Linked DNA regions of Mus musculus: regions 1, 3 and 4 are each linked to region 2. Evidence: chromatin loops called from intact Hi-C (ENCODE). Cell type or tissue: heart. All regions are shown on one strand. Links, peaks and the distances in the headings refer to the core of each region. The heading gives the core; the rest is flanking DNA.

What was found. Peaks named below come from ENCODE experiments on the same cell type or tissue, not always from the same donor. Only the 100,000 strongest peaks of a DNase experiment are listed, where the experiment ranks them.
Region 1: it touches region 2 in a loop (11-fold over the local background); 14 of 42 quality-filtered maps call a loop at or near these places.
Region 3: it touches region 2 in a loop (2.1-fold over the local background); 5 of 42 quality-filtered maps call a loop at or near these places.
Region 4: it touches region 2 in a loop (4-fold over the local background); 3 of 42 quality-filtered maps call a loop at or near these places.

Annotation. Positions count from the first base shown.
Region 1 is chr14:75,719,174-75,721,673 of GRCm38, forward strand. It overlaps Cog3 (component of oligomeric golgi complex 3), which reads right to left. Exons shown (of 23, transcript NM_177381.3): 17 at 519-639. Among named protein-coding and RNA genes, the nearest start is that of Cog3, 34 kb to the right of the region's middle. In heart, for the core only: no CTCF peak of the experiment used is centred there; a DNase peak (open chromatin) is centred at 1,148.
Region 2 is chr14:75,193,210-75,201,519 of GRCm38, forward strand. It overlaps Lcp1 (lymphocyte cytosolic protein 1), which reads left to right. Exons shown (of 17, transcript NM_008879.4): 3 at 4,868-4,954; 4 at 6,071-6,234; 5 at 7,171-7,300. The coding sequence starts at 4,891. Among named protein-coding and RNA genes, the nearest start is that of Cpb2, 45 kb to the right of the region's middle. In heart, for the core only: a CTCF peak has its summit at 4,036 (motif pointing right); no DNase peak of the experiment used is centred there.
Region 3 is chr14:75,126,827-75,135,136 of GRCm38, forward strand. Lrrc63 (leucine rich repeat containing 63) reads right to left here and starts at 4,057. Exons shown (of 10, transcript NM_027581.1): 1 at 3,945-4,057; 2 at 2,639-2,808. The coding sequence starts at 2,762. It also overlaps a transcript of Lcp1 not described here. In heart, for the core only: no CTCF peak of the experiment used is centred there; a DNase peak (open chromatin) is centred at 4,235; H3K4me3 peaks cover 1,949 bases; H3K27ac peaks cover 1,564 bases.
Region 4 is chr14:75,764,148-75,772,457 of GRCm38, forward strand. Slc25a30 (solute carrier family 25, member 30) reads right to left here. Exons shown (of 10, transcript NM_026232.3): 4 at 7,292-7,386; 5 at 6,024-6,109; 6 at 5,419-5,514; 7 at 4,669-4,793; 8 at 2,756-2,894. Among named protein-coding and RNA genes, the nearest start is that of Cog3, 14 kb to the left of the region's middle. In heart, for the core only: a CTCF peak has its summit at 4,044 (motif pointing left); no DNase peak of the experiment used is centred there; H3K27ac peaks cover 326 bases.

The DNA.
Region 1 (2,500 bases), core at 1-2,500, 520 kb after region 2:
AAACACAGTGACATATCTTTGGTTTCACTCTTAATGATCTTGGTAATCAAGGAAGGAAGATGATGTCACTCTGTTCCCTTTATACAGGAGGAAGATGGGTTATTGAAGCTAACCGCCCCTTAGTTCAAGTCTACACAGGAGCCAAGAATAAAACCTGACTCTCAGGTACCAGATAAACCTCAATTTGATGACACAGATACTGCTATGTGTCTTATAGGTATTTATTTATAGTTATTTTCATCTCATAACTGCTTCTAATGGTAGTATCTGGAAGGGCCCAAGAGAGTTAAACTGTATCACACATGGAAATGTTCAGATATAGCTCCTTTAATAAAGAAAATAAAACAAATTAGAAGTAATTAGGATACTGACAGCTTAGTTTAGTATGAATAAGTAAATTTAGCAAGCAAAGCATGCAAAAGAAATTGCAGATGAACATAAAATAAACCTGTAGCCTGTGCTGACACACCTGGACAGGTCAAATACACCCAACTGTGCCAGCCAGGACAACAAAGTACCTCTAGTTTTCTTGAGGTCCAGGGAAATTTCCTTAATGGTGAATTCAGTGTGAAATGGAGCAATTTGTTCTCGAAGAATCAAAAGGTGTTTAATTAAGAAAAGTTGTCCATCAATCTGAGTCTAAATTATAAGACAAAAAAAAAATGGATATTGTCACAGATTAAATCAAAATAGGAACATATAAAAGACATTATCACTCAACATTAAATCTATGCAAACTTACAGCCTCAAAGTGATAGTTCTCTGCAGTACCATGAGCTCTCTCCAGGTTACCCATGTCAAAGTTCTCTGGAAAATTCTTGGTAGGACTTTGAACATTATGACTTGGTCTACTTAAGGAACCCAAGAGAGCAAACCACACAAGTGCTAGGAAGAGAAGTCGAGACTTTCAACTTGGGACAGAGATTAAAAAACAATGCTGCCACCTAAGAGCCACACTGAGCAGCACAGCAAAGCTCCGAGAACGAGTCTGAATGGGCTTGCTCACAGCCTTCTAGCCTCTCTTAGGAGGACATCCTTCCCTATTTGGCCTACATGGTTTTGATATCCACAACATCAGACACAGTACAAAAGGAGCTTCCAAATATAAACTGGCCTGGCACCCCCGTCCTGGATTACCAGACACCAACAGCGTGCTGGCTGTCCCTGTACAAGCCCTTCTGCTAACTCAGGACTATCTGAAAGAGCCTGAGACTTAAGTGGCGCTCTCAAAGCTCTGACCTGACCAAGTCCCAGCATAATAATTATAGTCCTTGTGGTAAAAGTTTGTGTATTAATAAAGTAAGGCTGTTCCTTGAGGCAGAATTTTATTTTGAAACATTTCTAATGAAGTCTGCATATTAAATTTGGCAAAGATAAAGTTACCCTTCATAAGCAGTAGAAGAGGACTCAGTGACTGCTCTCAGTCCCTCTCCCCACTGACTCCTAAGGAGCACAATCACCATGGCAACAGCACATGTATGGAGGCTCACCTGGCTTGTGAGCACAGCAGCAGACAAATAGGAAATGCTGTGCATTCTAAACACTTTTTCGAGTTGTAACTGAGTCACATAGACTTTGTTTTCTTTATTACAGTTGTTGTAACTTAGGAAAATAGTATTATGTTAATTTACTACACACTAGGTGTTCAATTTATGCAATGATAATGTACCTTAAAAAAAACTTGTAAGTTGGAAGGCAAAAATTACAGATTCTCAGGCACAAAACCAAATGTGCTAGCAACTCTGACCAAGCAAACTGAAGGTTTGCAGACAGACATTAGAACATGTAGGAAACAGTTACATAAAGGGCGGTAGATAGTAAGGACAGAAGGCTTGGGGGCTTAGAGGGATAGAGTACAAAAGGCTATCGAGTATGACCAAATCTTTCTAAAGAGCTGAGAAACATCTCACTGAACAAACCTGTAAATAATAAAGACATGTGTAGGGATGAGGGCAGAGAGCTCGGTGGCATCTCTGCTACATAAGGCCGCAGTCTATATCTTATTTCTGCTACCCTTTATTTGTCATAATACAGGGAAGTGATGTTTATTGTTTTACATCTTTAAATTTAGCAGCTGTGCAATACTCCACCATACAAAACATGTTCCAGTTTAGCTAACCATCTCCAACAGGGACTTTAGGCATGATCAATCATAAAACTGTGAGAGATGAATCTTGCAAACATTATTTAAAACTTAGCTCTGCCTATCTGGAACTTGTTTGTCCCATGCTCCTTTAATCCCTATGTAGAGATTATCTCTCAAAGCCATGCACAAGAGGAGAACCTGACATAAAGGCAGAGCTTCTCTAGGGACAACTTTTATCAGGAGACTCTCCTCAATTATCTAAAGTTTTGAAGATAGAAATGGAATTTGTCAATCTGGAACGCACAGGATTGAAGGTGCACTGTGGCTACCAGTGGCCTCAGAGCTCCATCTCTGTGGCACAGGCATTCTGGGAGAGCAGAGGAGGGCTCCACCTCCTGGCAAGGCCGAGGGAGA
Region 2 (8,310 bases), core at 2,549-5,048:
AAAAAAAAAAAAAACCTAGCGATCTCTTTAGCCAACTGTCTTGGGATTCTATGGCGATGGATCGAAAAGGCCAAAGTCCCCACGGGAAAGCAGAAGTGACCCAGAGAAATGATTTGAGATTCGTTCTCTTAGATCTAATGGTTTGGGTAGGGATCCATAAGGGAAGGTCCTGAGCTTACTGCTAGTTGAAATGCTTCCTGGCAGAGCATTGTTAGTTGGTGTGGTCATTAGAAAGGGACACGTGAGCTGGTGAGATGCCTCAGCAGGTAAAGGTGATTGGGACTCAGCCTGACGACCGGAGTTGGATCCCTGGGTCCCCACATGCTGAAAGAAGAGAAACGGACTCATTCGAGTTTTCCTCTTACCCCTACTTGTTCGATGTAACACACCCACAGCCATACACTCCCCCACACTAAATAAAATACAATTAAATGTTTTACCAAAAGGTAAGGCACGGGCAGGGTCTGGGGATATAGCTCAGTGGAAGAACACATGATTAATATATATAGGCCCTAGAAGCAAAAAGAATAAATAGTATGAACCATACTCACAACAGAGTCTGTAAAGCTCAATTGAAAGTACTCCCTCGTGCCCTGGAAGACACGTGCCTTCTTTCTTTTTGGGCTCCTGATACCCAAGTAGGAGCCTTTACTGCTGCCTATATGGTGCTAGTATTGCAAAGCGACACCTTCCCCTGAGGACCTGGATAATAGGTGGTGATAAGATAGTCCACTCCTTCTAACTGCAGGAATGAAAATGGGCACAGTCCCCTCAGGCAAACACATAAACTATGTACGATATCTAAAATTAGACACTACTGCAGCGATGTCCTTCTTAGACATGGCTGGTGTGCATGTTAGAACATTAATCATGTCCTGCCCCACGCTGGGGAAGCACTCTCCTTTCCACACCGCACTTGGTCTAATTAGCTGAAGAGTCTCCTCTCTGTCAAAGTCACTGAGACTTTTAGGGGTAACTTCACCCTCTCTCTTCTCTTCTCTGTATTGGGAACACCAACTGGAACGGCCTTGGAGCATTTGTGCACAAAGCATTTCACGTGGTTGCATGACAGTTTACCCCGTGCATAAATCAGAAAACTGTAATAAACTTCATCTGATGCTCCAGTCTCTAAAAGTGGAGCTGTTTTTCTAGGTCCTGCTCAGCATGAAGGTAAAAGAAACACAATGATTTGTGTAAGTCTGGGCCCTACACAGCCCACAGTGGCCACAGCAACTTAAGCTGTCAGCTCCAACCCTCTTACCAGCCCATTTCTTATACTGCTTAAGTACTCTTTTCTCCCCCCTTCTTTCCTCCCTCTCCCTTCCTCTCCCTCCCTGCCTCCATCTTTCTCTCCCTCCCTCCCTTCCTTCCTTTCTTTCTCTCTTCCTTTCTTTCTTTCTCAAAGCTATTGAACCAATGAAGACTTGAGGATTTTTAAACATGAAGTTATTTCCACTATTTTCATCTCCAAGTTGATCTTCCCACCCACAAACCTCTAAAGAGAATATTGTTAGGTGGTATGTTACATTATATTAGACATTTGTTCCTGACCAACATATTGGTTTTATTTTGTGGTTGTTTTGGTTTTTGTTGGTTTGCTTGTTTTGTTTTGCTTTGTTTTGTTGAGACAGGGTTCCCCTCTGTGGTCCTGGAACTCACTAGTTCAGGTTGGTCTCAAATTCAGAGATTTCCCCATGCCTCTGCCTCCTGAGTGCTGGGATAAAGAGGTATGCCACCATGCTTGGAGACATTTGGTATTTATACTAAAACATTTCTCCTTCATTATACCATGACCTTTGAAGGTTTTTTTTTTTCCCACTTCGATGGTTCTTCTATTGCTTCTATGGCTCTGTTCTTTAAAAGTTATTTATATTTTTATTTATGTATATGTGGGTGCCTGCATGAGTTTATGCACACCACGTTTGTACAGGTGAGGCCAGAGGACATCGGGGCCCCTGGAGTTGGACTTACAGGTGTTGCCGAGCTACCCGATGTGGGTGCTAGGAATCAAATACATCTCCTCTGTTAGCATAGTATGTGTTCTTAACTGCGGAGCCATCTCTCCAGTTCTCTTAGCTCTGTTTTTGACACAGTGCAATCTCATTTCTATTTCTACTTGAACTTCTCAGCAGTCTCTCACAGTGTCCAATAATCGGACACTCTTGTGTGCAAACCCAGGGCCAGGTTTAGATTCCACGACCCAGTTTACTCGTCTCAACCACAGTCCTTGTGCTGTGCTTTTCCGTTACTAACCAGGTCAGGCTTCCCTTGGAAGAAAGAGCAGGGCCTGACCTATAGTAGGCATTCATAAAATATGTGTGGAACGTAAGCACCTATGGACACCTATATACCAAGTGTGGGATGTCTAACAAGGAGGCCTGCCTGACAGCTGTAGAACCAGACTTGCTGTGGCCTCTAGGAATTGCCGCAGTGTGTTAGGGAGACCCTGCTATGAATGCGCATGTGCGGTGTTGGTCTTGTTGAGGTGAGATGAGCCAACTCAGCCATAGTAACTTAGTAAAGTTACAGCAACTTTCCTATAACAGAGGCCTCCATTGCATAACATGCAGAAGTGCAAACTTCCTCTTCTGCAATTCCCAGACAGGCTCATGATGTTCACATTCAATGCCCCACTAGCTAAGGTATTCAAGATGCTTATTAGCGACTGCTGATCTATGAGCAAGTGCAGAGAGTGAGAGAAAGGCATGGTGGAGTGGAGCCTGGGTGCACAGCCGGGAAGAGGGGAGTGAAATGAGAGTTGGAATGTTGCTGAGATGTGAGTCTTAGATTCTCCCAGCTTCTGTGTCCTTCTCTATAAAATGAAAATAATTGTACTAATGCATACCGTCAGCTTATACTGAGAGTCATCGGGGGACAGTAAAATATGGTGCTTACTGCACCCCACAAATCCCTCTTCTTAGTGCCTGGTAAGGATTTTGCTATGAGCCTATGGTTCTTTTTAGCATTAGCTTTTAGAGAGCTGGAGTTTAACTTTCAGCCACTTACTAGCAAAGTGCGACAGATTTTAGGCATCCATTGACTGCTGAAACTCCTCGCTGACTGCATCTGCTTGCTGCATCTATGTTTATTGTTCTTTGGCTTGAAGATGCCTCTATTCAAATGAGTTTTGGAAATCTGATTATAAGAGGAGAATGGAGAAGGAGAGGGAATGGAGAGAAGGTGGTGGTCCGATCACTAGTGCATGTCTCTTCAGAATTTCTGTGCTCTGTGAACGAGATCATGTGTGTTTGTACACTTGTCCTTCAGCATGTCCTGGGTCCCCCCAGAGAACCCATCATACCACTATCTTGTTAGATATAGAAGGCCAATGATAATAAAATAAAGTTTCAATAGCAAAAAGGCCTCTTAAATGAGTTAAAATGCACCTATATTAGATACTTTCAACCATGTCTCTAGTTCCCACCGATGATGGGAGCTAAGATCCTGTTGGGTGGGGAGTAGTCTGAGCTTCTCAGGCAACACTCTAAGGCTTGCTACTTTTATTTGCTTACTCTTGTGGCCTGGGCATTTGTTTATTTTCATTTTCATGCATGAATTTTATTAACAAAATATTGGATAACAAAAGTTTGAGCCATTGTCATTTCATGTGGCTGGAGAGTTTCACTCACACTGGCAGACATGTGCCACTCCCATTGGCAGATAAGAGTGGATGGAGGTTTCACGGGTATGTGTGATGCAGTTTGAAGTGTGGTGCAGTTTGACCCATGGGGTTTATTGTTATAACATTTGCTTTTTTTGCACGGATGTCAGTCGTTACTGAGAACAAACACAACACCACAGAATAATGTGGAAACATAAAAAAGAAAATGGGTTTAAAGTATCCTTGCCATAAATGGGAAATATTTTAAAATATATAAGTTTATTACAATGGTCAAAATAAAATTATAGTTAGACACATCTCATCTGCTGTTTCCCTACTCCATTTACAATCAAGAAATCTGGCGAATGGAACCTCCATCCCCAATGTAGCAAGGAGCCTTTCTGGTTCATTCACTTTCTTACCACAAGGGGGCAGCAGTGATGCGTAGGGATAGCAGGTTGCTCAGCAAACGTTTCTGAGAAAACATTTAAGATGTGTTTCAGATTTTCATATTTGAATTTTTAGAAGGTCACCTCCTTCCTTCATCCTTGACTGTGTATGGTCAAACTTATGCACAGAACTCTCTGAATTTATAAAGGATATCTACGGGCGTGGCCAAGCATTAATTTAAAGATAATCATGATGGCATTTGTAAAGTTACTTATGTAAAAGTTAAAGGTTTTAATTGTATGTTTCTATATGGTAAATTACTCCAAAATATAGCAATATTACCACCTCTTTCTCTGTTCCTTGTAATGTTGGCTTAGAGTTCAAATGGGTCAGAAGTTTCACCCTGGCCTTCTCAGCCAGCTGCCAGGTGAATCCCTTAGCTGGGAGTTCAGGAGGGGCTGGTACTTAATTCTCCTTCACCTTAATTCTTCTCACTTCCCTATGAGAACAGGGGGAGGGGGGCCGACAAAGGATGAGTGGCCCAAGAATGAATATTTCAAAGTAAAGGAGGTGGGAATTTCCAGTCCCTCCATCACCTTCTGATTGTCACAGAAATCCTAAGGTCGGTTTAGATAAGCACTTACTAAGCCTTAAGTCAATATAGATAAGCACAGCTTACCACGTGAGGAGCTGCCTCGTGGTGCGGGGAGGGGAGAGATTGCAGGCAGCTGTCTTTGATGACCCCACGTGGGAGGCTGGGAGGCTTTGAAAGTCATGGAGGGTGGGGGCGAACATGGCTTCCTCTAATAGACAGGCTTTGTTCTGAGCTTACTGGAATTTAGATGCACAGTGCTCACTCTGACGTTCTTCTCCCAGGTCTGTCACCTAAAGCAGTGAAAATGGCCAGAGGATCCGTGTCTGACGAAGAAATGATGGAGCTCAGAGAGGCTTTTGCCAAAGTTGGTGAGTGGACCTGATTCTTCCCCACCCCACGCCCCCTCCCCCGCCCCCATCGTCACGCCCCGTCACTGTTTACCACTGTTCTCAACCTGTGGGTCGCGACCCCTTTGGGGGGTCAAACTTCATAGGGGTCACCTAAGACATCTAGAAATCGTAGGTGTTTCCATTACAATTCATAACAGTGTCAAAATTACAGTTGTGAGGTCGCAATGAAAATAATTTTATGGCTGGGGGTCTACAACATGATAAACTGTATCAAAGGGTCGCAGCTTTCGGAGGAATTAGAGCCGGGGAGAGTTGGTTTCAGTAAGGTGCGCTGGAGAAAACAGGTCCTTCCTAGTTAAAACAGTGAGCCCGCAGCCTTTTCCCATAGGCGTTCCCTACACGCCCTTATTTACATTCTGCCTGCTTTCCTTTGATTTCCTTTATATTGATATTCTTCCACTCCTTATTGGTAAGCCCCTTGTGGTTTACTTTTTAAGTTTCTCTAAGAATTCCTAAGGATTGCAGAAGCAGGTAGGGCTCAGTCAGTAAAATGTTGCCACTCAAGCGTGAGGACCTGAGTTTGATCCCCAGCACCCACGTAAATGCTGGGCCTGGTGTCCCACACGGGGCAGCAGAGACAGGTGAGTCCCTGGGGCTCACTGGCCAGTTGGTCTAGCCAGTTGGGGAACTTCAGCTTCAGTGGGAGAGCCCTGTGTTGGAAAACAAATGGCTCCTGAGGAACAACACCCAAAGTTGTCCTGTGACCTCTACATGTACATATGCCCTTATGGGTACATACACAACACAGACACACACACACAAACACATGTGTGGACACACACACATGCAGGAAGATGCACACATACATGCCTGCACACGTTCCTAAATATCCTGTTAGTATCCCCTTAATTTCAAGATCTTAATTAGAATTAGTCTTTTACTGTGGGTGTTGGAAGTGATGTGACTGTCTAGATCCAAGAGCAATAGGCCTCCTGGCAGGTTTCTGCCTCTATCTGGGTCAGACCCATGCCTGGTCATCTTTCTCCAGCTCCACCCATCCTCTAGTATCCCTTTGCCTTTCTAAAGACTGCACCCGAGTTACCTTAGAGCTTCACTCTATCCTTTGTGTCACAGATACCGATGGCAACGGATACATCAGCTGCAATGAGCTAAATGACTTGTTCAAGGCCGCCTGCCTGCCTCTGCCTGGGTACCGAGTGAGAGAAATCACAGAAAACCTGATGGCCACAGGTGATCTGGACCAAGATGGAAAGATCAGCTTTGATGAGTTTATCAAGGTGAGCAATGATACTGAATTCAAGGCCATGCACTTGAAACTTGAACTCAGTGTCAACAAACATCCAGAGAGGCGATCCGTCCCTTCCTGGCTCGTTGGTACAGTTCTTACCTTTGTGGTTTCCTTGACTACAGCTTGAGTTTCTAAAAATGTCTTAATCTACCTGGGTGTGTGTCTAGGTTAGGGTGTTATTGCTGTAAAAAGACACGCTGACCACAGCCACCCTTACAAAGGAAAGCATTTAATTGAGGCTGGCTTACAGTTTCAGAGGTTCAGACCATTATAATCTTTGTGGGAAGCATGGCAGCATCCAGGCAGGCATGGTGCTGTAGAAGGAGCTGAGAGTTCTGCATCCTGTCCTAAAGGCAGGAAAAGGAGACTGTGTGTCACACTAGGCATAGCTTGAGCACAGGAGACCTCAAAGCCAACCCCTACAGTGACCACTTTCTCCAACAAGACCACACCTACTCCAAGGCCACACATCCTAATAGTGCCACTCCCTATGGGACAAGCATTCAAACACATAAATCTATGGGGCCACACATATTCAAACCACCACAGTGCCCACCTCCTTAATCCCTGCCCTTGGGAACCTAAGGCAAGAGGATTTGGGGTTTTGTTTGTTTGTTTGTTTGGTTGGTTGGTTTTTCGAGACAGGGTTTCTCTGTATAGCCCTGGCTGTCCTGGAACTCACTTTGTAGACCAGGCTGGCCTCGAACTCAGAAATCCACCTGTCTCTGCCTCCCAAGTGCTAGGATTAAAGGCATGCGCCACCACTGCCCGGCAAGAGGATTTTTTTTGAGTTCAAGGCCAGCCTGGGATACATAGTAAGCACCAGGCCAGCATAAACTGTGTAACAAAGAGTTGGTCAAACAAACAAACAAACAAACAAAAAAATCAAAATCAAAACCAAATGAACCAAACATGTTTTTAACAGGTCTTCCATGGCTTAAAAAGCACCGAGGTTGCCAAAACCTTCCGAAAAGCTATCAACAAGAAGGAAGGGATCTGTGCGATTGGCGGCACCTCTGAGCAGTCCAGCGTTGGTACCCAGCACTCTTACTCAGGTAAGCTGTGCTGATGGGCGGGGGCAGAGGAAGAATGTGTGAGTTGAGAGAAGACTGGCAAAGGATACAGTGAGGAGGAAGGACCCAGCTGTCTGGGGTTGTAGAGTCGATATTTGCTATGCAAACCAAAGGGCTAAAAGCAAAGAAGCAAGCACACCCACCTGGATGGAGACCCATCTTCCCCTGTAGGAGTGGACCAGTTCCAGGCACAGGACCCAGGAACTGCCTGAGCCCCAGGGAGCTTCCTGTACGGAGTGACCTCATTTGCATTTAAAATTTGCTTTAAACGCTGCCAAATCTCCTTTAAAAACTTTATGGGCAAAATTGGCCCTTTTAGAGTCTTCATCTTCAATATCATGATTATTCTTAACGCTGAGTGGTCAAAAAATATTGATTGAAAAAAGGAGTTTTATATTTATTCCAAAGGCTAACACGGAGCAGCCTTAATGGACGCTTCTAATAGTCCGAATGCTGTGGTTGCTTAACTCGTCTTAAAGTTCAGTTTTTTTAAAGGATGATTCAATGTCAAAGATAAGTTTGTGGATAGGCACTGTTTGCAGTTGCTAAGACAAAGTTTAGCCTTTCTTATTCAAAATATATTCTGTTTATTCATTCTTTGAGACATTTATACAAGGTATTTTAAACATATATACTCCTCCTCCAGCTCCTCCCATAACAATGGTTATGTTCCTCTCCTCCATCCCTTCCCACTCTCTTTTGAGATTTCTTCTTCTTTTTCTTTCTCCCACGTTGTCTTGGGAATGGGTCATGGGGATGTGTGTGATTGTCACCTTAGAGAGAATGGACTCACCTCCTCTTCAGGCAGTGGTGGGGTTTCATGCACACCTTCCCACTTCTATGCTGGGATTTTATCTGCCTCCAGCTTGCTTAGGTCTTCTGCATGCTGTCACAATCACTGTATTCATAGGTGCAACAGTTGTGTCTGGTAAACACTGTTTCCTTGATGTCGGCAACCACCTCTGGCTCTTAGAATTTTTCCACTCCCTCTT
Region 3 (8,310 bases), core at 3,036-5,535, 66 kb before region 2:
AGAGATTTGGGGCAGTTGTCACTAAAACTCTGGCAATAGAGACGGCGAAAGGGACTTTTGATGAAATGGCTCGTTCATCATCAGCTTTCCCCATCTGAATTTTTTTATTATTATTTAGTAAAGTGCAACATTTCTTTTTCATGCCAAATGAAAACATAAAAGCAGCCTTTCAGACATAGGGACATGCTGATACTGACTAAAAGATACTGCATGTTTATGTCTCTGCTAAGAACTCTTTCCTCACTTAGGTCCAGAGATTTATGGAGCCTGCATTATTGGATACCTCAGTCCATCAGATGTGCCTCTCCTTACCTATGGGACAGAATGTCAGGCATCATCTTCCTGTTGCCTTAACTGCAATAAATGGCGATGAACATTCCGTTCCAGCGAGGAGGGAATGGATTCAGTATGGTGGAACTTCAACGGGAAGGTACACAAATCCTCTACCCAGCATCTCAACTCCCCCTCTATGGATGAGGCCAGAGCTGGGCTGAGAGAGAGGGACTGTGATTGGTGTCATGGCCACCACGTTAACCCTGTTCCCAGACTCTCCCTTCTCCCTTTGGTGGCTGGAGAGGGACATGAAATTTCCCATTTCAAGCCAATTGAGGGGGACTTGGCAGAGAGCTGTGTATGGAGGACTCCAAGGAGTGACTACTGAAGGGGGAGCTGGCGTCGCCTTATCACCTAAGCAAAGTGTACCAGCATTCTTAACCCAACCATTTCACCATGACCTTAGCTTTTTTTCCCCCCAAGGTATTTCTATTCATACGTTTCCAGTACTATCCTCTGCATGCAGAAAGCACACAGTCTCCTTTTTTTTTTTTTTTTTTTTTTTGTATCCCACTTTAAGTCAAGGTTTGGTTCAAGCCTTGCTACTACAGCTTCTCATAGCTGCTAACTACACCGGTCTCTACCATTGTGTGCACACATATGTATCCAAGTGTATCCAATGCTGCTTTCTCCTGTTGCTTCCTGTCTTCATTTCCTGTGAAGCTCATTATTAGTAGCCAACGGAAAGGTGATGTAAAGCAGGAACAAGGTCATTAAATTCTGTACGATGAACAGGTACGTTCCAATTTTTGGCTATGTGAAGGTTCTGGTTCCGTGTTATAATGTTTATTTTATAAATTAGACTTAAGCCACTTATATTTGTTCATTCATTGAGCAAATATCACAAATACCCACTATGAACAAAGTACTCGGGGTTGATGTTAGTCAAGGTCATAGACTCTCCAAGATGGCAAAGGCAAATAAGCTTTGTGGTGCCAACGTCGAGAAATTCTGCACTGGGCTATGGAGTGAAACCAAAGACAAATAGTGAAAGTCCAGCACAGAACCTGGTAAGGAGCTGTCAATCTGCAGGGCCGTGGGTGCTACTTACAGAACAGCTTGCAAATATAGAAACACGGGACATCACAGAAACACAGGAAGGATGACGTAGAAATGGCACAACAATGGTTTTGTCGGATTCGGGGGTAATGGATAGATTGCTTTTTTACATCTTTGATAGGCATAGATGAAAGGATAACTTTAACATTATAAAAGTGGCTCATCTTTAAAAACTTTTTAAAAATGTGTAGGAGTGTTTTTGCCTACATGACATGATTGCCTAGTGCCTGCAGAGACCAGAAGAGAACACTGGATCTTCTGGAACTGTGAGGCACCAAGTAGCTGCTGGGAATCAAACCCTGGTCCTCTAAGAAGAGCCGCCAGTGCTTAACCACTGAACCATCTCTCTGGCCCCTATCCCACCTGACAGAAACTAGTGGAAGATGATGAGCAAGGTCTGGTTTTGTTGACTATTTCATCACCAGTTCCTACAGTGTGCTTAATAAACACAGTCAATCTTCATTATTTGTTTAGACTTAGCAAATGCTCAAGTACCCTACACTGAACTTCTAGGGAAAATTATAAGGTCAGGTTCCTTTAAGACTCTGTTCTCAACATTTTCATCAACCAATCCACATATAATCGTGTGGTTCTATGGTCTGCATTTAAGGACATACTATTTGAATAGATATGATGAAATATACTTTCCTAATATATAGAATATATCATTGGTTTGTTACTATAGACCTCACAGCCAAGCATACTGCACACATCAAGGAAGTTCGTCTGACATGATGTTCTCTGCTAAGCACATTACAGCTTTCTCTTGTTTAGACTGAGCTTCAACAATACACTTATGGATATCATAAACCAACAGATAAAAAAGAGGGGGCACAAAAAATTCAAAGAACCATGGAATTAAGTAGACCAGGAAAGGAACACGTGTTTATATTACAGGAGCTGAAACAGGAAGGCAGAGTCAATCCTGCGTCATCCAGGTGTGTACTGGGTTCATGCGTGTTGTGGAACTTGTATTTTCGCTTATCTAAACACACGTTCCCATGAACAGAAGAACTATTGATTTGGGGATTTTAGCAGTAAGTAAACTCATATTTGACAAGTCCACGAATGAGGATCAATCAATGAGCACACCTATAGAACTGATTCTTGGTTGTTGTCACCTTATGATAAACATTTTTCCGTATGGCTATTAGTAACTGTCTTTACTGAGATTGTAAATTAAGTAAAGCAAGGGATTTCTATGGAAAAAAAACACACCAAGGTTAATACACATATCTGTACATACCTGTATGTACTATACGAACTTTCTTTTTTAATAAAGGTACTTTAGGGAGCTTTGGAGGTAAGGGTCTTCGCAGAAGTAGTGGATGCTGCTGGGTTTTGAGTGAGCGATAAATGCTCTTTTTCATAGCTGCTGGTTAAGTGAGAACTGAACTTCCTGAGAACGAATCGTTACTGAAAAGAAGTGGTTATCACTTAGAAAATATCCTTACGGAAACCATTCTGAGTTGCTATGATACTGAGTTTAAGCAGGCTAGCATTGTAAGGAGGGGGGGGGGGGAAAGAGTAAAAAAAATCATTTAAAATTTATTTTTGAAGTACTTTTAAAATGGCATATTTTTAATACAGGCTTAAGCATGGAGCTTAAGAAAGACAGAGAGGCATTCAAAAAGTTTAACGTTTTCTTTCTGTACTGGATATTGAAACTCTGGTCTCATGCAAGGCCATATCACTGAGCCAAATCCCCCTGCTTTCCAATTTGCTTAAAATTAGAAGTTGGGAAATACATTTGTAAGCCCAACACTTGAAAGCCTGAGACAGGAGGGTCAGCCTGGGCTACACGGGGAAGGGTGGTTTCTTTTAAAAATTTAGATTAATAATTAATATAGATAAAACATATTCTATTATTAATCTAGACCTTGCTAACATTTCCCGTGTGAGTATGAAATTCAACCAGCCAACGCTATTTTCAGTCAGTAAATGGTGACCTCTCTCCCTGCAATATAGGCATTGGCATTTCATTCACTACCTCCCAAATATTATCAGTATAGACTTAGAAGGGATTTTGGAAAAAAAAAAAAAAAAGAAGGTAAAGGCCTCTGAAATCCCACAGTATCTAACCATACACAAACGGTTTTCTTGTATGGCGATGGCTTGTTTTAACTCTCAGCTGACTTAATTTGTCCATAATTATGCAACTCCAAAATAAGACAGGCTTTTTAATACAATGAGATGTTCCAGGATGGCGGGGAATCCCAGAGAATAGGGAAATAAGGACACCAGCTGTCCTCCGCCCCCCCCCCCACGCCCCACCGCCCAAAATAAGTCTTTGTTTTCAGGGCAACCTCAAAAGTGCCTGGCACAGTGCAGCTCCGCGGAATGCCCGGCAGGCAGGGAACCCTGGTGCGGTGCAGAAGAGCGGTTTACCCGCGAAAGGTAACTGCAGGCCAGCGCTCGCTCCTGATTTGTCGGCTGGTAGCGCGTGCCCGCCCGCCACAAGTTTCCTTTTCTAGTTGGTGGGGAGACCCCATCACCACCCCCCAGTCCCCAAGTGTCCAGCTCCTACGGACCCTGCCTTCAAGCACACAGACCAGATTTCCCACGTCCATCTCCTTTATCCCTGAGTCCTGGCTGCCAGTGACTGTCTAGCGAGGTCTCCAGTTAGGTCTAATTCCATGTTTGTGCTGGACGCAGCTCCTTTAGCAGCATCCCCAAGCCCTGCTACAGCCGAATTACGCTCATAGTAAGGACCACCAACTAGTCCCCGCCCCCCAACACTTCCCCACCCCCCCGCACCCGCACACCCCCCCCCCCCAGCTAGCCCGGTAAGAAGCGCAGGCGCACGAGGGTTGGGCACGTCGGGAACTAGGGGCGGGGCATTGAGCCCCGCCCATCTGCCCCGCCCACTCGATCCACCCACTGATTTCGCCACCTTAGGCCAGTGGCCCCTAATTCTGCTGCGGGCAGCGCAGGATGCCCGGAGGCTGAAGTGGTGGAGCCGGGAGGAGTGGCTCCACGTGTAGCTGTACGGAAGGCTGTGGTGACAATCGTTATTACTATTCTTACTCTTAAAACAGTGGCCACTATTATTTACTTACTTTTCTCCATGACTTGACACCGGTGTCTGGAGACTGGGTTGGCATTTTCTAATACGGCTACACTTTTGGGCAGCTGGCCACCGTTACTCATTTTGCAGTAAAACCCTTGTCTCCAAATCGCACGTTCTGTTTTCCTTCTTGTCTCTTGGGTGCAACCTGGTTTGTCTTTCTGTTTTTAAAGTTCTTGGTGGAAGTGGAACTGTGTGGGAACCGAGAGCTGTAAGGCAGTGAGTGGTTCCAAAGCTCTTTAAAAGGACACCCAGGTCTCACTGTCACGGTGGTTGGCTGTGATTACCGGTGTTGGTGCTGTCTCCATGTTCAGTGGTAGATATACCGCGCTTGTTTGCCTGTATGTGCTTGCTTCTCTGGAGATTTGAGAACGAAAACTGGAAAGAACCTATTACAGAGACGGGAAAATCCAACTGAGAATTCAAGTAAGGGGCACTTCCTTCCAGTCACCTCCCTTAAGTGTTTCTCTTCTTAAATAAGGGTGTGGGAATTTCAATAGCACCTTGGGAAATCAGAGACTTCTAGATTCGTTTACTAACCAAGTCTTCCTTTTTCTCCTAAGAGCAAGCATATATTTTGAACCAATGGGAAAATAATTAAAGATGAATCTGGGTAATGCTGTACAACTGTTGTCCTGTGGTGTGTTGGTTGGTGGTTTTGTTATGTAGATTACTTTGTTGTTTACTAGGTACCCTTTCCAAACCAGGGATTTTATTTCACTTTCGTCTGTGTTTGTTTTACATTGCTTGGTTTCCCTGAAAGACAGGAAGCAGACAGAAAGGCAAATCTGGTGGCCACGTTTGTCTCAAGTAATGTATATTGTTCATTATTTTGTAAACAGCAGAAATGTTTCTATTCTTAAGGATAAAGGTGTGGGCAGTCTATTCTTAAAAGCTGAGACCTACTGGAATTCAGTTTCAATGACAGATGTGTTTCAAATGTATGCTTAGCTTTGCATAGTCAAAAATCAAGGCAAGTGCATTTGTTAATTAAAAAAAAATGCTTTGTCATTCTTTGCAGGTTTCTTTTGGCAACTACCATGCCAGACCCAGGGCAGTTTAATATGTAACCTCAGCAGTTGTCAGTATTTTGTTTTCTATAACTATTGCTGTAACTATAGTTCCAACCATTTAGAGAAATGAAATAGTAATGAAAATTAAATCCCTGGTTTGATAAGTCTTCTACGCCCATGTCAGCTATTCTACCATACCTTACACATTTTCCATGGGAATGACAGAAGCATGGGATAAAATTGTGAAAGCCTACATTCCACTCAGTTCTGATTACTTTAGCACTTCTTGTATTTAATTTGTTATTTTTGAAAGTACGGCTACCTCACCTTCTCCTTCCTTCCTTCCTTCCTTCCTTCCTTCCTTCCTTCCTTCCTTCCTCCTCCTCCTCCTCCTTGTCTTCCTTCATCCTGTTTATCTCTTGGAAGGGAGGGTGTTCCCGCTTTGGCTTTAAGGTTCTATTTCACCTGGTGTACAGTTCGGTACCAGTTTAAGTGTCCCCTCAGATCTGCCATTTGGCAGAAGCACTGCAAGCCAGAATGAACCACACTGCTTTTGTTCTGTTAGTGGCTTGTGCAAAAGTGGCTTAAGTTCACAGTGAGCATCAAGGTTATAGGCATCCTGCATCATTTTTGTTGTTGTTGTTGCTAAAATAAGATAAAGGCCTCATGCAAAAACAGAGATGTGAGCACCCAGCAGATAATGCTATTGACTGTCCTAAGGATGGAGCAGGCTCAGAGGACCTCAGATTTGCCTTTGGTAAAAGGATGCCACTGTCAGATGATGTAAAATGTGTGCTGGCATCTTCATTGTCTTGCATAGAACTTGTTTTGTTTGTTTGGTTTTCCTTACAAACAGGACAGAAGTTTGCTAAATGCTTTGGACAGTCTAGGTCTAAGCTAGCATCTTACTGTGTGAAAATAACCGGAGATATTTGTATTCTTTTGCTTGAGTTACTTTTAGAGGATCCTATAAAGAATGAATAGTTACCTTTGAGTGCATATTGATTCTCTATTGAGTCCTCAGGGCACTGAGATGCTTTTGAGAAAAAGCATTTTTTTTCTTGGCCTGAGTTTACAACTGTTGATATTAGTTGTGCATACTGAGAGAGAGTGTCTGTATTCTCCTCCAGTCACCACTGTGTGGCTTTAAAGACATATTTATGTCTAGTGTTCTCACGCTTTAGTGGAGAACAGGTTTGTAATTTCTCGGATGGGAATAAAACCTTTTGGTAGAAGCAGTTGCTAGAGATTCCTCTTCTCCCTGTGTCTCTGCGCGGAAACCAGAGCTTTCCTTCTGCTCTACACTATTTGGGGGCCTTTGTTTTCTTTTCTCTCTCAAGGTGGATGGTACTTCCTTTCCTTTGTTTGAGTTAGATTTCCTGGGATTCAAATCAAAAGGAAAACATTGCCAACCAGGAAATGTCATGGGCTCTACATGGCGGAGTTTAAAAAACTGTTCAAGTGTATGAAAGAACAATGCCTACGTGCCCTTAACGTTATGTCTATGAATTCAGCCATTTGTTCTGGAATGATACATCAGAGTGCCTGTTCTGTGTACATCACCTTGCTAGGTATTAAACCTCAATCTTAGTAATTAAATATTACTTTGAGGCCTTATCACTTCGATTACATAAATGAAGGCTTAGATTACTCCCAGAACTTTATCTACTTACTTGAACCAATATTCCTTTCTTCTTTCTTTCTCCAGTTTTATATTATGTTGTTTGGACAGAGTAGTGTGGCTTACACGTTCTTTCCCAAAACTCAGGGAGAATTTGACTTTCTTAGCTGTAGTGATCATTTTTCATTGTGGGCTATATATTGTACCACTAGATGACATCAGAAATATTTACACCAGAAATTTAAATAATACTTCTTTTCTTGATGTTATTGTTAGGACCTAGGTAAGAACAAGTTAAGAGATGAAGGTTAAACAACACAAGTCCTATCCTGGTGTAGACAAGTTAAGACCTGAAGGCTACACAAATCCCCTGCCACAGTTGAATACCCTAACCAATAGAAGTAATCATGTTTTAGACAATGTACAACAAAGACATGTTCCTAACGGAATCTCCTATCCCTAAATCCTGATTGGTGGAATAACTTGGCACAGATGTTTATGGATTTGGGGCTTAAAACCCCTGTAGGATCTTAACTAAGGGTCAAGGTTCAGTTCCCAAATCTGGACTAAGGTCCTGCTGGATCAGTCCTGGGGTATACGCTCAATCAACTCTCCCGATCTGGTTGAGATTAGTGTTTGAGTGGTTTGTGAGGTTGGGTGCCAACATTAGAACGTTTCCTTATAGGTCTTAACATTTTATATAGGCCTAAACATTACATCTAGGCCTTAATATTTTACCCAGGTCTTGACAGTTATGTTGACAAAGGTCACTGTCCTGTGTGCTCTTAACTATGACATGTCTGATTCATGACATGCTTTGCTCTTATGTGTGAGCCAGGTTTATTACTTTCTACATGGGAGGCCCTGTTGTGCAGGGCCCTTGAGAATTCTAGTATAAACATCATATTTTATTAAGGGCTTCGTCGCGTAACTCTGCTCTCTTGGGTTCTCATCCTCCTGATGCCACTTGTTGGCTTGGTTTTCAGGCTCATTGTCCAGCATCTCTAAGCCCCTGAAGTTTCCTTACCTGCAAAGCTGGGGAACTTTTGATAATGGAAGCATCCGTATGCTTGCAAGGTGTATGAACGTCATCACTTCTGCTGAGCCTGTAACCTCTGGCATTTGGAAGTGCTTTGCAATAATTTTAGTAGAGTGTCAATAGCAGCTCGTCCTCTTCAACAGCCCAAAAGACTGTGTGCTTCTCAAATCTCCCATTC
Region 4 (8,310 bases), core at 2,882-5,381, 570 kb after region 2:
TATAACCAGCCCGTGTGTGGTGCCTGTCAAGTTAGTGTTCAGCCCAGGAGGACTGCAGTTCCTAATGGAACTATCTCCTGGCTGCTGGAGGCAGGGGACTCAGAAGGGGAAGTGCAGCCACTGGTCTGCGAAATTTCCTAAGACCTAGTCCAATCTAGAGGCAGAGGATGGAGCGAAATCAAGTGCTTGAGTGGACTCAACGAGCTTTGGATGATGATGCCATTTACAGACTACAATATCCTTCCAATGAAAACCATCAGGGGGCCTGGTGAGATAGCTCAGCGGTTAAGAGCACTGACTGCTCTTCCAGTGGTCCCGAGTTCAATTCCCAGCAACTACGTGGTTGCTCACAACCATCTGTAATGGCATTTGATGCCCTTTTCTGTCTGGTGTGTCTGAAGACAGCAACAGTGTACCCATCATATTTATATATGTATATATAACAAATCAATAAAATCTTTTAAAAGAAAACCATCAGGGGCCATGCAGAAGGCTGAGCTCTTCTCGGTCATTAATTCTACTCAAACGCTCAATATTACAGAGAACTGCTGAATATTTTCAGCTTTAATCAAAGAACAGAGAGAAATGAATACATTTTACGTGCTTACTCAAAAACAAAATATAACCCTTTTTAGAAGGACTGACTAAAGACCTTTTCTGTCTCTTTGTTCCTTAAAGACTTCTGCATGACAACCACTGCACACAGAGAAGATGAACCCCTCCCAAAGCAGGCAAGCAGGAACTCAATGGATAAGAAATCAGACTTAAATATTACTTAGTTCTAAGAACAGGCCATTAGCTTCCATGCCATCTGGGCTGCTAAACAAGCCAGAAATAAGTAAGCAATTTTGATGAAGATAGCATTCATAGCACCTCTGCCTCCCAAGTCTCCTGTCTGCCTCATTAAAGCAATATCAGAGGAGTGGGGATGGAGCTCAGGGGGTCCAGTCCTTGCCCAGCAGGTAATAAGCTGGCTCACTCCCTGGCACCACATAAAACCCAGTGTGGTGGCACATGCCTATAATCTCACCCCTTGGGAGGTAGAGACAGGAGGACCACAAGTTCATGGTCACACTCGGCTACCCACCAAGTTAAGGGCCAGTTAAGTATATTAAGATCCTGCCTCCAATAAAGAAGGGAAAGGCTGGTGGAAGGCTTAGCAGGCAAAGCCACCTGCTGTCAAACATGCCAACCTGAGTTTGATCATCCGAATCCATATAACGGAAGGAGAGAACTGACTCCTCCCACTTGACCTCTGACCTCTAACAATCATGCCAAGGGACCATATGTACATACGAACAACCACTGCCCTTACCACCCCTAGCCCCAAAGCAAAAAAATGAAAATGTAATTCTGAAAATGTGAAGCAATCCTGGAGACTAAGAAGCGTCAGCATCGTGCCGAGACCTGCAAAGCACCCCGAAGCCTTGGCCACTGGCAACCCAGGGGGCAGCAGAACACCTCCCTCTGCCCCAAACAGTTCTCTACAGTGGGAACTGTGGTAGGGCTCATTTACTCCTGTGAGGCACATCTGGAGGGGAATATTTGTTCCAGTTTGACTAAGAGGAAAAAGGTCCACTTTGGAAAAGGAACAGTTTCACGACCCCGGAAAATGTTACTAGTTTAGCATCCTTCCTAGCTGGGGAGGTGTGTGTGGAAAATGAACTTCCACTTATAAGATGTCATATAACCCGGAAAATGTTACTAGTTTAGCATCCTTCCTAGCTGGGGAAGTGTGTGTGGAAAATGAACTTCCACTTATAAGATGTCACATAACCCGGAAAATGTTACTAGTTTAGCATCCTTCCTAGCTGGGGAGGTGTGTGTGGAAAATGAACTTCCACTTATAAGATGTCATATAACCCGGAAAATGTTACTAGTTTAGCATCCTTCCTAGCTGGGGAAGTGTGTGTGGAAAATGAACTTCCACTTATAAGATGTCATATAACCCGGAAAATGTTACTAGTTTAGCATCCTTCCTAGCTGGGGAGGTGTGTGTGGAAAATGAACTTCCACTTATAAGATGTCATATAACCCGGAAAATGTTACTAGTTTAGCATCCTTCCTAGCTGGGGAGGTGTGTGTGGAAAATGAACTTCCACTTATAAGATGTCATATAACCCGGAAAATGTTACTAGTTTAGCATCCTTCCTAGCTGGGGAGGTGTGTGTGGAAAATGAACTTCCACTTATAAGATGTCATATAACCCGGAAAATGTTACTAGTTTAGCATCCTTCCTAGCTGGGGAAGTGTGTGTGGAAAATGAACTTCCACTTATAAGATGTCATATAACCCGGAAAATGTTACTAGTTTAGCATCCTTCCTAGCTGGGGAGGTGTGTGTGGAAAATGAACTTCCATTTATAAGATGTCATGTAAATCTTGGACTTCCAATCCTAGTGTGGCAAAATGCTATGTATGTCCTGCCAGGCACAGGCCTTTAATCTCAGCAAAGGCAGGTGGATCTCTGTGAGTTTACGGTCACCTGGGAGACAGAATTTCATGACAGTCAGGGCTGCACTACTGAGAGACTCTGTCTTCTATGGGCTCACTCATCTTAGTTTTAATACTTATCATAACGTAATAGTGACTTCAGTGTGTGTATGTGTGTGCATGTGTGTGCGTGTGTGTATGTGTGTGTGTATGTGTGCGTGTGTGTGTGTGTGTGTGTGTGTATGTGTGCCTGTGTGCGTGTGTGTGTGTGTGTGTGTGTGTGTATGTGTGTGTGTGCACGACAATCCAGCAGAGACACTTACCTGCAATAGGCAATCCAAGGTACCCTTATAGCCCGCACATCTGCCATCTCGAAGGGCTCTCTGATTCATCATGCGGGTTCTCACAACATCAACTGGGTTTGAGGCCAAGGCCCCCACCAGGCCACAGGTGAAGCTCGAGCTGTTGGAGAACACAGGATTGGAAAAGACAAGAAGTGAGCTACCACTCAGCTACAGCTACAAAGGAGGGAGATGAGACAGCTTCCTCTCAGAATTCCTTCAAAACAAATATGGAGAAGCTACACAAACTGCACCAAGAATGAGGTCCTTGGGGCTGGAAGTAGCTCAGTAGTTAAAAGCACTAGTTCTTACACAGGACCTGGGTTTAGAACCCAGCACACTCCAGTTCCAGTGGTTCTGATGCCCTGTTCTCTGCACGTACCAGGCATGTACACAGTGAATATACATACATATATACATACATATATGCATACTCTCACACAGGTAAAACACTCATACATGTAAAAAAAAATAGGCCTAAGAATAAATAAAACATAAGACCGCCTCACTGCACACCCATCCATGGTCTTGGGTTCTACAGAGCAGTGGTTCTCCACCTTCCTAATGCTGCGGCTCTTTAATACAGTTCCTCATGTTGTGAAGACCCCCAACCATAACATTACTTTCATTGCAACCTCATAACTGCAATTTTGCTTCTGTTATGAATCAGAGTGTAAATACCTATATTTTCTGATGGTCTTAGGCAACCCCAGGTCGTTCAACCCTCAGGTTGCAAAACACTGTCCTAGACTTTCAGTCTCACTAGACTACCATAGGCTACACTGAGTACCGTTGCTAAACTGAGTTATAGTTAGCCTATATTTGCCTGTGAACATAAATAACCGTAACGTAATTCCTATGACTTGCTGAGTTATATAAAACATAAAATGGAATGGTTACGCTTTCACTCCCGTGAGAGCTGGGAAGTCCTACGCTGAACCTCAGGGAGATGCTATGTCTGCCGCCGTTCCCATGTCTCTGGCCATAAACACTCCTGCACACTGTGGGTGCTGCTCTCTACCATTCTCATCATGAGCGAGCGCTCCTGCTCCTGAACTTTCCTTCTGTTCACACTCAACTCCACTGAGTTTAACTTTGCTGCGGGTTTTATTTTATCAGCACCAATCAGCTCAGAGGTTTTCCCAGCGCGGCATTCCTCACACACTGAATTGGTCACTCTTTGTTTGGGAAGTTGTTCTATTCGCACAAAGGTTTACTTGTGCTTGCGGCATACAGAGTTGTGAATAGCGCTCCCCCTAGTGGTGAGAATCAGCACACTTGCCACACTAGGCTAAGTGTCCCTGTCCAGACCAAGTCACACAGATTAAATGATCTATGATATGTTCATACAAATGTGATAAGCTGCAATTACTAAAACAAACAAAAAAAACAACAACAACAGCAAAAATTAAGGACGGGCAAGGTGTCTGAGCACTTAAGAGGGTGTATTGTTCTTACAGAATACAAGTTAGATTTCCTAAAGGCTCACAAGTGCCTGGAGCTCTGGCTCTGGGCTCTAACACCCCTCTGACCTCTGCAGGCACATACACAAACAGTAATCAAAAATGACTAAGGTGTAAGAGCTGAAGTGAAAATGTATTTGGGTTGTGTTGTCACTTTTTAAAAAGTAATACAATGCAAACATGACCTTATTTGTTTATAAAGTCCATGGTGCTTACAAACATACAGTTTGTACACATACAGGTATATAATTACCTGTGTAAAGGCAAAGACTTCACCTCATCCCATTCGACTTCTGAGTTATAATTTTTCAAATAAGAAAATACCACACTATTACAATACTTTCTCTAAAACTTCCATAAACTTATGTAAAATTTTCACCCTACCAAGCTCATGCATACCTAAAATATTAATTTTAAAATCCATAAACATACAGAAAATGCGTTGCGACAGTGTCTCCCATCAGGCCTGAGAGTATCAGGTGCTTCTTGGTGATGTCATAGACTGGAAGCTCCACGCCGACCACAATGGCTGCCCTCTGGGCTGTGAGGGACACACCCTGGGGAGAAACGTGAACAGCAAATGATTTCCGCATCCCTCCAGACAAGGCCGAGGTGTGGGCAGTTCTATCCCACCCGCTGCCAGTTCTGCCACTAGGGAGAAGCGTGGCACGACAGAGCAGAAAAGGGCAACCAAGCAAGAACTCTGAAAGCTCGGAGGGCAGTTCTGACTCTGGCCAGCCTGGGGCTAGGGCAAACCATGCCTGAAAGCCTCCAGCTTCTCTGTCACACTGAGGGATCATACCAGGGTCTAGGGAGGGTCTGTTCTGTGAACCAATGAGCCCTGAGTCATGGGGTTCCTAGGAAATAGCATTCTTCATGGGCACTTGCCTAAACACCGACTTCACCTAAGTCATGAAACTGAACAGGCCAATCACCCAAAGAGACAGGGACCCAGGGGACATTCTAAGAATTGAAACAACAGAAAGTAAAGATCAAATAAACGGTACTCAGCTATCACAAAACCCTGTGTATGTACTAACCAAAAGACACTTTAAAACCACAGCATATTCATGTTCTCATTTTATAGACAGAGAAACAAAGAAAGAAGGCATCTTCAAAGGCAGGAAGTGGCATTCTTCTTACGCCGCGAGGACACTTGGATTAGACTGCAGCGAGGCTCACCTTCCACAGTCCTCTAGTCCCCTCCTGCTGGTAAATGCTCATGAAGCTGTCTATCATGCCTCCTTGAACAGCGCTGTTCTGTGCTTGCATTCGGATCTACAGATCATAAAGAACGACGTGAGAAGGAAACTGGCCCATTCTCCACCCCCACCATCAGAGACTCTTAAGAAAACCACCCACCTAGTGCTTAATGGTGTAACGGTGTTTGGGGAAAACTGGCAATAAGTCAGCCAGTGGTGGCACACATTGTTAATCCCAGCACTCAGGAGGCAGAGACAGGTGGATCTCTACAAGTCTGAAACTAGGAGGTCTATTGATTGAGTGAGTTTCAAGACAGCCAAGGCTACACACATACACACACACACACACACACACACACACACACACCCTGTCTCAAAAGAAAACCCTTTTTTCCTACTCAGTAACTCATAGAGAAACAGGCTACACCTGGTCTTCAAGTGATGGGATTAAGGATGCACACCACATGCCCTACTAGAGAAAGTGACTAATATCAAGGGCAGTATGATCAGTAAGAGTGGCCCAGTGCACTCGCTGCAGTAAGTACATAAGTGTGGAATGTGCCCTACCACACAGCCAGGACTTACTTTCAAAACATCAGTCGGATTAGCAATAGCTGAGGATATGACTCCAGACAGAATTCCACACACAACATTGACCAGCAGGGTTTCATCTACAAAGACACAGTGATTGGGTTTTTTTGTATGTAAGAGTTTTTGCTGTAAGTGACTCCAATATAAAAACATTACACTCTACCTGTTCACCTGAATATTATTATATGCTCTGTGAATCAAGCGATTTATTTTAAAATAACTATCTACTGTTCATCTTTGTTTGCCTAGATGGACACGCAGTCCAATTGCCTTGTAAATATTCATATTTATCCCAGTCTCGTGCAGCTATCAGAGCTCTTAACTGTAAGACATGTATTCATGCTGTGCCTTCCTGAAAATGGCTGTAATTCACTCAATTTTAGGAAATTCAGTTGACAAGCAGAAACAGTGTAGCATGTGGCTAAGCACTGTGAGCATAAAGACAAGTGGCTGTCCCCACCCCTAGCTGAGGAGCTGCTGACAGCTGACGACTTCTGGGACGGTGAGAGCTGTTGTCCTTTAAGAGTACGGCAGCTGGTAGTCAACTGCACTGCAGTGGATGCTCTCACAAATACACAGTGCACAAATTAGAGTCTGGAACATAGGAAACAATGTTTCATAAAGGAGAAACATAATGTTGGGAGGGGTCAGGAGGTGGGGGAGGTCAGGGGAGTTAGGGAGGCACGGATTTAAAAATACAAATGATGGGCTGGGTGTGGTGGTGCACGCTTTTCTTCCCAGCACTTGAGGAAGGCAGAAGCAGGCAGATCTCTGTGAGTTCAGGGCCAGCCTGGTCTACAAATTGAGTTCAGGACAGCCAGGGCTACAAAGAAAAACACTGTCTCGAAAAAACAGACAAACAAAAAGCAAATGGGGGGCTGGGGAGATGGTTCAGAGGTTAAAAGCACTGGCTACTCTTCCAGAGGTCCTGAGTTCAATTCCCAGCAACCACATGGTGCTTCATAACCATCTATAATGAGATCAGGCGCCCTCTTCTGGCTGTGCAGACAGAACATTGTATACACAATAAATAAATCTTTAAAAAAAAAAAAAAAAGCAAATGACTAAAACATTTGTACAAACAGCTCCTCACACACGTTCTCCGGCTTGGCTCAGTATGAGCAGTTTGTTTACTCTTTGTACCCAGTCTTTTCTTTACTGGTAGAAAATTAACCAAATAATTGAAAACTCATTCCAAAATGTCTGGAACAAAGCAACCAACAACCCACTGACTCTCTGCAGGTGGACAGGGGGCCGCTCACCTTCTGGGCGTTCCACAGCTAACCGCTTCAGGCTCTGGTACGTGCCGATCTTGATGGTTCCATAGGAGGCCTGGCGCAGCATTGCGGGTGCAATCCTGTCATGTGGGCATGCAGACAGATGAAAGCCAACCTACGCATCAGAAACCCTCAGAGGGACCCCTGCGCGCCTCCCCCTCACTCCATGCAAAGGCAGACACTACGGCTAGAATGTTTTTTTTTAATTTTACTTTTCCGGTTTGCTCTTTTGAGACAGGGTGTCTCTGTAGCCCTGCTGTCCTGGAGCCCCATATGTAGGCTGTGCTGGCCTCCAGGGCACCTGCCTCTACCTCCCTCCTGTTGGGATTAAATCCATGCACCACCACACCCAGCTTAAAATGAATATCTTCACATTTAAAAAGATGTTAAGAAAAGCACACTTGGGTCTTGAAATCAGAGGTAATTATTACGTCCCTAAGTGGAAGCCTGAGGCCCTACTTAACCTGAGGAAAATGCCAATGTGGGGTCAGTTTGCCCGCTCAAGTAAAACGCATAAACATTCCTTGCAAAGAACTCGGGAAGGCGGGTACCACCTGAAGAACACACATAGTTATTTCCTGCCCCTCTAAGTTTTTCCAATAGGATACACAATTCAAGCCAGAATTAACAAACACAAGACATAGTTCTCCATCCTGGATACCACCCTCCCATCTCTAGGAGGCTGTCTTAGTCAGGGTTTCTATTCCTGCACAAACATCATGACCAAGAAGCAAGTTGGGGAGGAAAGGGTTTATTCAGCTTACACTTCCACATTACTGTTCATCACTAAAGGAAGTCAGGACTGGAACTCAAGCAGGTCAGGAAGCAGGAGCTGAGCAGAGGCCACGGAGTGACGTCCCTTACTGACTTGCTTCCTCTGGCTTGCTCAGCCTGCTTTCTTATAGAACCCAAGACTACCAGCCCAGAGATGGTCCCACCCACAAGGGGCCTTTCCCCCTTGATCACTATTTGAGAAAATGCCTTACAGTTGGATCTCATGGAGG